Regions from separate parts of the Homo sapiens genome. Here region 2 is linked to region 1. A link is a contact called in ENCODE Hi-C or POLR2A ChIA-PET data. All regions are on one chromosome and are shown on one strand. The core of a region is the stretch at or near the end of the contact, and the rest is flanking DNA. Distances in the headings are between cores, read along the strand shown.

Evidence for each region. Hi-C counts contacts between places; a loop is a spot of excess contacts on that map. ChIA-PET counts read pairs that join two places held with the same protein, here RNA polymerase II (POLR2A). Pooled maps may share reads with other maps.
Region 2: a map of left lung shows a loop between it and region 1 (3-fold over the local background). The contact joins two enhancer-like sites. A Hi-C loop is called at or near these places in 13 of 168 maps with a recorded cell type or tissue (B cell, CD14-positive monocyte, CD4-positive, alpha-beta memory T cell and 10 more), 20 of 37 single-sample maps with no recorded cell type and 20 of 50 pooled maps. POLR2A ChIA-PET finds 5 or more read pairs at or near these places in 16 of 52 experiments (AG04450, B cell, HEK293T and 10 more).

The regions. Positions count from the first base shown.
Region 1 is chr15:90,034,484-90,038,788 of GRCh38, reverse strand. The region is part of intron 1 of ZNF710 (zinc finger protein 710); the gene reads right to left. Among named protein-coding and RNA genes, the nearest start is that of MIR3174, 30 kb to the right of the region's middle. RefSeq lists an enhancer at 217-736. Within about 2 kb of position 1,433, at least 15 of the 41 ENCODE cell types and tissues checked have a DNase peak (open chromatin) inside an H3K27ac peak, as active enhancers do; they include CD14-positive monocyte and left lung, where a contact is called at or near this core.
Region 2 is chr15:90,067,918-90,072,727 of GRCh38, reverse strand. It overlaps ZNF710 (zinc finger protein 710), which reads right to left. Exons shown (of 5, transcript NM_198526.4): 2 at 4,133-4,810. Among named protein-coding and RNA genes, the nearest start is that of ZNF710-AS1, 12 kb to the left of the region's middle. Within about 2 kb of position 1,272, at least 11 of the 41 ENCODE cell types and tissues checked have a DNase peak (open chromatin) inside an H3K27ac peak, as active enhancers do; they include CD14-positive monocyte and left lung, where a contact is called at or near this core.

The sequences.
Region 1 (4,305 bases), core at 184-2,683:
ATTGTGTAACACAGCTGGCCTTCCTGGACTCTTCAAAGCCAATGTCTCACACACACACACACACACACACACACACACACAGAGCAGGGAGGCTGTTCTAGATTAAAAGAAGGTAAAGAAACGCAACACCCAAATGTAATGCATGAAGATTTTTGGATCAGGAAAACAGCCATACGAAAACATTTTTGGAGTTCAACTGGGGAAATATGAATGGGTTGTAGATTGGATATTATTGGACAGTGGTAATTTCTTAGGTGTGATGATGGCACCGTGGTTGCAAATGGGGAAGTCCACACTCCTGAAAGATACCTGCTGACGTACTTAACGGTGGGCTGTCTGCAACTCACTTTCAAATGACTCAGCAAAACCACGTGAAAGAGAGTGAGATAAAGAAAACGTGGCAAAATGGCAACAATGAGTGAATCTGGACGAAGGTTCTTAACTTTTCTGTCAAGTTTGAAAATTTCAAACTAAAGAGTTAGGAGGAAACACACCACGTGGGTGAGTTGTGACTTATTCTTTGTGTCTGTGGGGCCAGCCTTTGGCTTGTTTCCCAACCTGCTCCATGATGAAAGTGATGCACTGGTGATAGAGAGAGGGGCCTGCTACAGTGCTCCTGATCTGCATGGCACACATAGAAAATCATATTTGGACCGTACACTGGGGTAATCGGGCAAGGCTGGTCCAAACCATCCACAGACCCACCCAGCCCAGCCGACTGCGGGTCGAGGGGAAATCAGTACCTGGGCACCACTTAGCGGCCCCAGCACTCACTTTGGTACAGCACCCTGGCTGGAAGGCCAGGCCTGTGGTTAAAGGGGAGTAGACACCAGACCCTCACTGCCTCTTCACCTCCTCATCAAGGCCTCCCTCGGGGAATTCGTCTCTCCCTGCTCAAGCCTGTCTCTTACAGCTCTGGAAGCCTAGCGACCGTATTAGAATACTCTATGCTTAGGCCCACTGCTCCCTCGAGATCCAGAGTTCTTTGAGGGCAGAAGCCCGACATCCCTCATCTTTAAGCACAGATTCTGGCACCCCACATCCAAAGGTCAGAGAAAGAGATCCAGCCTGCGATGCTTATGAGTGCTGAAGATGCTCTCATAATTGTGGCATGCTTGGGTCAGAGATCATTTCCTCAGAAGCATTCCAGCTCAGCCCTCACTCCATCCTAGCTGGTGGTGTCCAAGGCTGAAAAGCCCAAGCTCTGCTACCCAAGCTCTGAGTACCACCAGTGGTGGTACTCGCTGGTGACTGAGACTCAGTTTCCTCTTCTGAACTAGGTCCCTTCCAGCTGACTCTCTAGGGACACCTATGCTTAGTGCTCCCCTAGTTCCTTCTGTCCAGGGGCCTGGGGCTGACTGAGCAAGGCAGCCTTCCCATCAGTGGAGAAAAGCCCCAGTGGAAGGAGCGGTTCCTGACACTTTCGAAAGCCCTCCTGGGGATTCCCAGTCCCAGTGGCCCTGGGAGGGCAAATGCCAGTGCCAACACCCAGGCTGGACCAGGGACTTTCTTCCAAGGGAAGGGGAGAACCAGGAAGAAGGGTTGGAGAGCTAAACTTAAAAACAGCGTGTGGGCCACCCGGGGAATGAACCTGGAACAACTTTGATAATTTTTAAAAGCCCTTCGAATAACTCCAGTGTGCACCAGGATTGAGACACTCCACCCCCACCCCGAGCCCCTGCCAGGTCCTCCAAGCTGAGCCAGGCTTTGAACCCAGCCCCACTTCCCGTCCTCCCCACCATGCCTGACCTCCCATCTCCAGCCTGACCCTGGAGCTGGCTCTTGCTTGTGCTATTCTCCTGCTCTCCACCTCTCCAGAATTCTTGCGTTCTTTGAAATGTGCTTGAAGTGCCTCTTTAGCAACCTGGGCTGCCTCTCTAGGAGGGCCGGAGAATTCCCCGATGTGAACTGGGAACAGTGGCTGGAGATGGGGTCACCGAGGCAGACAGAGCCTTGAAGGCCATGTCTGGATGCCATTCTCAGGCATGGGAAGCCAGAAGTAACACGATCCCATGCATGTTGCTGAAGACCCTTCTGGTTCCTGTGTGAAGAGGATGAGGGGGGCCAGGACTGTGTCTTGGGCTTATCTATTTAACCCTTTCCCATGCCCTGCCCCACCCCCAGCTCGAGGCCTGCATGGGAGCCACAGACCTTGGGAATGATGGCCAGGTCTGTCACTAGAAATAATGGAGCAGGCTTTCTTTCCACTGCGGCCAGTAGGACTGACAGCTGAATGTGGGGAGGAGGTGGTGAGTGATGAATGCTCACAATGAGAATTCATTCCAGGCTCCCAATGGGGAGAGACCATCTGGACAGAGCCAGAGGCCACTGAAGGGACGTCCCTCGGTGGGGAAGACGCTGGCTCCAGCCACTTCAGAGAGAGGCTTCGGAAACCCAAGGAGCACTCGCCTGGTGTCATTCAAAGGAACATTAAAATCGAACAGCGCCAAGTGAATGGAAGAGAAATGTTATACAGCAAACCTGTGAAAGGGGTTCCCCCAGATAAAAGCAAGGGAAAGAGGGAGAGAGAAACAGAGGCGGAGGGGGTGGGGGGCGGGCGGCAAGAGTGGAGGGGAAGAAAGGAGGAACGGGAGGGGAGTCTCAAAGCTTTCTGAGTTCACAAAGAAAGAAGGAAACAGGGTAGAGAAGAACAAAAAGGAGAAGGTGAAGTGCTTGCGCTTCGAAGTGGAAGTCACTCCAGCTCTTGAGAAAGCTGCTTGTGGGGCCGGATGGGGCGAGTGCGTCTCAGGATGCCAAGCAGCTCTTCTACCAAAGAGGACCCAATCCTGCCACCCTTGGAAGCATGAGGACTTCACAAGGCTGGGAAACGCTGACTCCAGGCTGCCTTGGGGGCATGCAATGGTGCCACTGCCTGGGGCCCCACGTGTAGAAGGAAGGGCTCACATTTGGTTTCGTGCTCTGCTGTTCTTTAAATTTTACTGACTTTTAAACATGAGACCTGCATTTTCATTTTACACCTGGTCCTGAAAATTATGTAGCCAGTCCTGGCTGACCTTTCCAGAGGACATTTTTGCTAGAAGGCGGGTGCAGGAAGGCAGCAGGCTGGCTCCGCTGCTGATCGCTGTTTGCTATCCAAATACACGTCCCCATGTTGTTGACTCAGCCACCAGGTATTAGGAAGTGCGGGGCTTCCCGCCCCAGCTAGAGAGCCCGGCCTAACTCAGATGAGATATGTGAGTGCTGGAAAGTGTCATCATTTAAGAAGCTACCAGGGTCTGCCGGATGTTAGGCACAACATGGTCCTGATCCTGTCCCGGCACATAAGAAGCACGATGGTGCTGAGGCCCGAAAGCCAGCCTGCTAATACCCTCCTAGCCCTGGGAGTCCTGCCTTCCGCAGCCAGCTCACTGCACAGGCAGCAGGGGCAACTGTGCAAACCTGTCCACCAAGAGCTGATGGGCTCATGGGTCCAGAGTGGAGATGTCACTGCTGCAGGAGCCGGACGGCCAATGCTGAGCCAGGCCAGGAAGCCACAGCAAGTCAGTGACGCCCAGCAGCCGGAAGCTGGGGTGTTTGAGACCAAGACCATTGCCTCATGTCTCAGCCCCCACACCATGCCCCAGGGCCATTGTGTGGTTGCCAGGTCCCCACGTGAAGTGGTGAGGCAAATGCGGTCAATCACCATGGCCATGTGCCTGTGCCCAGCCTGGCCCAGCCCCCGACATCCTCCAGCAGTGCTCCCCTTCTCTGCCTGGTCCTTCACTCAAGGGATCCAAAATCCCAGTACTATACGGGCCTCTTTACCTTGCTAGAACCTCCTTCTGATGACGGAAGGCAGAGGCCCTCCAGACACCCCTTCTACCAGCAGGGAAGCCCTGGGGCTCCGGCCATCAAGCCTCTTTCTCTGAGTGAACAGAGGGTCCTAACAGCATCGTTTCTGGGAGCTTGCAACTCAGAAGATCCAAATCTCTTCAGCCCGACCTTGGGGCGATGTGGAAGAGGTCTAAGTCCCCAACAGGCGCCAGGTGTGCAAAGGAAATGCACCTGCAGGCAAAACCTGAGGCAGGTGGAGCCGGGTGCCCCACCCACGGCCAGAACAAAGAAGGCTCAGAAGGCCTGCAAGGGTGTCCTGGGCTCTAGGGTAGCAGGAGAGCAGGCGGGCCTCTCAGAAGGGGTGAGAAGAGCTGGCGGGTGAGGCAGAGGCCGGAGGAGGCTCAGCCAAGCTGCCAGGCTTCCCCTGCTGCTAGGGAGGGCCCTCCAGGAACTGAGTTAATCAGCAGGAAACCGATGGTTGTTTCCTGACAACCCTGCTGCTGCCGACACCATGGCCACCACCACCACAGG
Region 2 (4,810 bases), core at 23-2,522, 34 kb before region 1:
CAACAACCATTTACCGGGCACCTGCTCCAAGCCAGTACCACACTAGGCGGCAGGGGTCTGTCGCCAAGAAGACACAGGGTCTGCCCGCTGTCTGTGGACTATTTCATCAGATCAAGGACACGTGTATGTGTTTTTATCCTCCATGCTGTCTCTTGGTGGCCTTTTTGGTTCAGACCCTTTTGATAATATGATTGAAGCTATGGACACCCCCCCAAAAATGGCACTTAGGTCTATGTAGAATTTCGAAGGGTCTCAAACTCCCAGAGCCTATCCACTCATCTCTTGAAAGTGTTTTCCTAATTTCCCTGGTGATAACAGCCACCTGTAGTTCTCATCCAACATACAGCCTTGCAGGCCGCTCCCTGGAGGGTCTAATTCATGGGGCCTGGGATGGGCCCAGGAATTTTTATTCTCAACAGGGCCCCCAGATGATTCTTATCATTGATGGACTTTGGGCTATTCACCCCCAGGAGACATGGATTCCAGGAGAAAACCCACTGGTTTGGACTGTGAACTTTCTTTTCTACGGTTTGGAGGTCACTCCCAGAGCAGGACAGGGTGTTGTGTGCAAAGGGGTCCAATTTATTATCCATGGAGGAAAATTAGGATAAAAGCTGGGAGCTGGGCTGGGCACGGTGGCTCACACCTGTAATCCCAGCATTTTGGGAGGCTGAGGCAAGAGGATCACCTGAGGCCAGGAACTCAAGACTAGTGTGGACAACATAGCAAGACCCTATCTCTAAAATTTGAAAAAGGCCGGGCACGGTGGCTCATGCCTGTAATCCCAGCACTTTGGGAGGCTAAGGTGGGCAGATCACAAGGTCAGGAGTTCGAGACCAGGCTGGCCAACATGGTGAAACCCTATCTCTACTAAAAATACAATAATTAGCTGAGCGTGGTATGCGCCTGTAATCCCAGCTACTCAGGAGGCTGAGGCAGTAGAATTGCTTAAACCCAGGAGGCGGAGGTTGCAGTGAGCTGAGATCACACCACTGCACTCCAGCTTGGGTGACAGAGTAAGCCTCCGTCTCAAAAAAAAAAAAAAAAAGAGTAAAAATAAATAAATAAAAGAAATTTTTTTTAAGTTGGGAGCTGTTTTCTTTTTGATGAGTTAGTAATTTAGTAGGAACCCAGTGGGACATGTGTCTGTGGTCACAGCTGCTGTCTTAACTGCTTGTTTGGTATAAAAACTTTGTATTATAACTTAATGGTTCCCGTGTCTATGTCTCTTAGCAGCAGGGACTGTGTCTTGTGCTGTATACCCCCTCCTGACACATCGCAGATGTGTATGACCACCAGGGGGCCCTGCCATTCAGGAGTTTCTTTTATAAACACATGATGTGCACATTGTACAAATTTAGGCTGATAATAGGGACATTTCCAGTTTTATTAGCCTTTGGTTTTTGCTTTCAGCTTTTCTTCACAGTATTAACACTCTGTGGACTTGGGATTTTTTTTTTTTTTTTAAGACAGAGTCTTGCTTTTGTTGCCCAGGCTAGAGTACAGCGGCACGGTCTTGGCTCACTGCAACCTCTGCCTCCCGGGTTCAAGCAATTCTCCTGCCTCAGCCTCCCGAGTAGCTGGGACTACAGGCGCCCACCACCACGCCCAACTAATTTTTGTATTTTTAGTAGAGACGGGGCTTCACCATGTTGGCCAGGTTGGCCTCGAACTCCTGACCTTGTGATCTGCCCGCCTCGGCCTCCTAAAGTGCTGGGATTACAGGCGTGAGCCACTGTGCCAGGCCCTGGACTTGGGATTTTTAAGTCCCCCAGTAGAGGAGAAAGATGGCAAATATATAGCATATATGCTGTCACCCTGCACAATCACTCCTTGCAGACATTAACAATCCATCATAGGGTTTTATTGCCAAGCCTAGATTCAGTTTCAGAATCCTTTTCTCTTTTTGGAGACAGAGTCTTGCTCTGTTGCCCAGACTGGAGTGCAGTGGCGCAATCACAGCTCACTGCAGCCTTGACCTCCTGGGCTCAAGCAATCCTCCTGCTTCAGTCTCATGTGTAGCTGGACCACAGGTGTGTGCCACCATGCCTGGCTAATTTTTTGATTTTTTTCTTTTTTTTGAGATAGAGTCTTGCTCTGTCACCTGGGCTGGAGCACAGTGGTGTGATCTCGGCTCACTGGAATCTCTGCCTCCTGGGTTCAAGCTGGGACTACAGGTGCACACCACCACACTCAGCTATTTTTAAAAAATATTTTTAGTAGAGCCAGGGTTTCACTATGTTAGCCAGGCTGGTCTCAAACTCCTGGGCTCAAGTGATTCTCCTGCCTCAGCCTCCCAAAGTGTTGGGATTACTGTTAGCCATTGCATCCAGCCCAGAATTCTTCCTTTTTTTTTTTCTTAAAAAAAAAAAAATGTCTTGCTATGTTGCCCAGGCTAGAGTGCAGTGGCTATTAATAGGAGCAATCATAGCCTCAAACTCCTGGGTTCAAGCAAACTTCCCACCTCAGCCTCCTGAGTAACTGGGACTACAGGTGTGCAGCACCATGCCTGGCTAGACTCTTTCTTGACATTACATTTTAGGCAGCTACTAGCAGTTGACTGCAGGAGCCTCTGCAATGAAACCTACAAATTGCTGGTTTCTAGGCCTGGCAGGGTATTAACAGCTCCCCAACTCCCTATAGTGTCTACCGTGAGAGACAGGGTCACAAGTTTGACCTGGAGTATCACTCATAGGCCACCGTTATGGGGAGAGGAAGCTCTATGTACATTCAGCTTTGAAGGGTAAAGTTGGTGGGATTTCGGTGGAAACCATGGGGCAGCCAAGTACCAGAGTGGGATTGTGGGACCCAAGGGGCCTCATTCCACCTACCCGGATATGAGGGCCTCTCAGAGGAGGTGATATTGGCTGAAAAGCGGGGAGGCTGGTGGCTGAAGGCGGGGAATGGAGGGCAGGGGAGTACGGGTCAAGGCTGGGTTTAGGGACATGGTAGATTAGAAAGTGCTGCTCAATTTCTGCCTTCCCGAGCCACTGTGCCTAGTTTAGCCATATTCTAGAACTACCTGTACTTTTCCATAACAAATATTTTTCCTTACATCTTCTCTGCTTTGAAAATTAAATATATTTAGCCTGTTCTTAAAGGGAAGTCACAGGTTTTGATTTGCTTTTGTAATGACAAGGAACAAAGGACACCCTCTGTACTTCTGACCACTGAGCCAGGACGCCTCCCTGTTGCATCCTGGCCTCTCTCTGGCCTCTGTCCTCCCATCTAGAAAATAGGGAGGGTAAGATACTTCAGTGATCCTCAAACTGTGTTCCTTGGGTCTTGCAGGGGTTATAAAAATGATTTTTTTTTTTTGGAGACAGGGTCTCAGTCTGGTTGCCCAGGCTGAAGTGCAGTATCGTGATTTCAGCTCACTGCAACCTCAGCCTCTCAGGCTCAGGTGTTCCTCCCACCTTAGCCTTCCAAGTAGCTGGGACTATAGGTGTATGCCACCACACCCGGCTAATGTTTAAATTTTTTTTTTTTTTTTTTTTTTGAGATGGAGTTTTGCTCCTGTTGCCCAGGCTGGAGTGCAATGGTGTGGTCTCGGCTGACTGCAACCTCTGCCTCCCGGGTTGAAGCAATTCTCTTGCCTCAGCCTCCCAAGTAGCTGGGATTACAGGCATCCACCACCACACCCAGCTAATTTTTGTATTTTTAGTAGAGACAGGGTTTCACCACATTGGCAAGGCTGGTCTTGAACTCCTGACCTCAGGTGATCTGCCCGCCTTGGCCTCGCAAAGTGCTGGGATTACAGGCATGAGCCATCACGCCTAGCCATGTTTAAATTTTTTTGTAGCGATGGGGTCTCATTATTTTGCCCAGGCTGGTCTCAAACCCCAGGACTCAAGCAATCTGCCTGCCTTGGCCTCCCAAAGCGCTGGGATTACAGGCATGAGCCATTGTGCCTGGCCAAATACATGTTTTTGAATGCATAAAGCTTTACTACTTAAAAAACTAATTTCAATTAGTTTCTAATACTAATTGATTTCTAATACTCATCAAAATAAGTACGTAACGATAAAACTAGGAGACCACCTAAATGGTCCCATCTGGGACTTTGGAAAGTACTGGATGAAAAAGTGGCAGGAGGGGCAGGCAGATGCCCAGGCCCTGGGAACGGCCTTACCTTGTGGGTGAGGGAGTGCTGCTTGAGGTGGTGAATCTGGCTGAACTCCATGCCGCATTCAGTGCACACGAAGGGTCGCACGTTCTGGTGCTTGAGCATGTGGTTCTGCAACTGGCTGCGGTAGTGGAAGGACTTGTCACACTCGAGGCACTGGTAGAGGGTGGGGCCCTGGTGGGAGGCCAGGTGGCGCTTGAGCTGGGTCAGGGTGGAGAAGTCCAGGCCGCACTCGACGCAGACATGGCAGCGGCCACTCTCATGCTTCACTTCGTGGGCCTTGAGCTCGCTGGGGTAGGCGAAGCCGCGGCCGCAGAAGTGGCAGCTGTAGGGCTTGACCTCCGAGTGCAGCAGCATGTGGCGCTTGAGGTGGCTGGTCTGCGTGAAGGCCTTGTGGCATACCTGGCACTTGTGGGGCCGGGTGCCCTGGTGCGTCAGCAGGTGCGTCTGCAGGTGGCTGGGCTGCTTGAAGAGCTTGCTGCAGTGTGGGCACGAGTGTGGCTTGATGCCGTTGTGGCCCAGGATGTGCGTCACCAGGTTGTACTTGGACGTGTAGGACTTCTCGCACATGCGGCACTGCCAGCGCTTCTGGCGGTCGCCCGCCTCCACCAGATAGGAGTCGTCAATCTGCACGTTGATGTCCAGCCGATCCAGCTGGGCCTTCTTGTGGCGTTCCACGGTCGA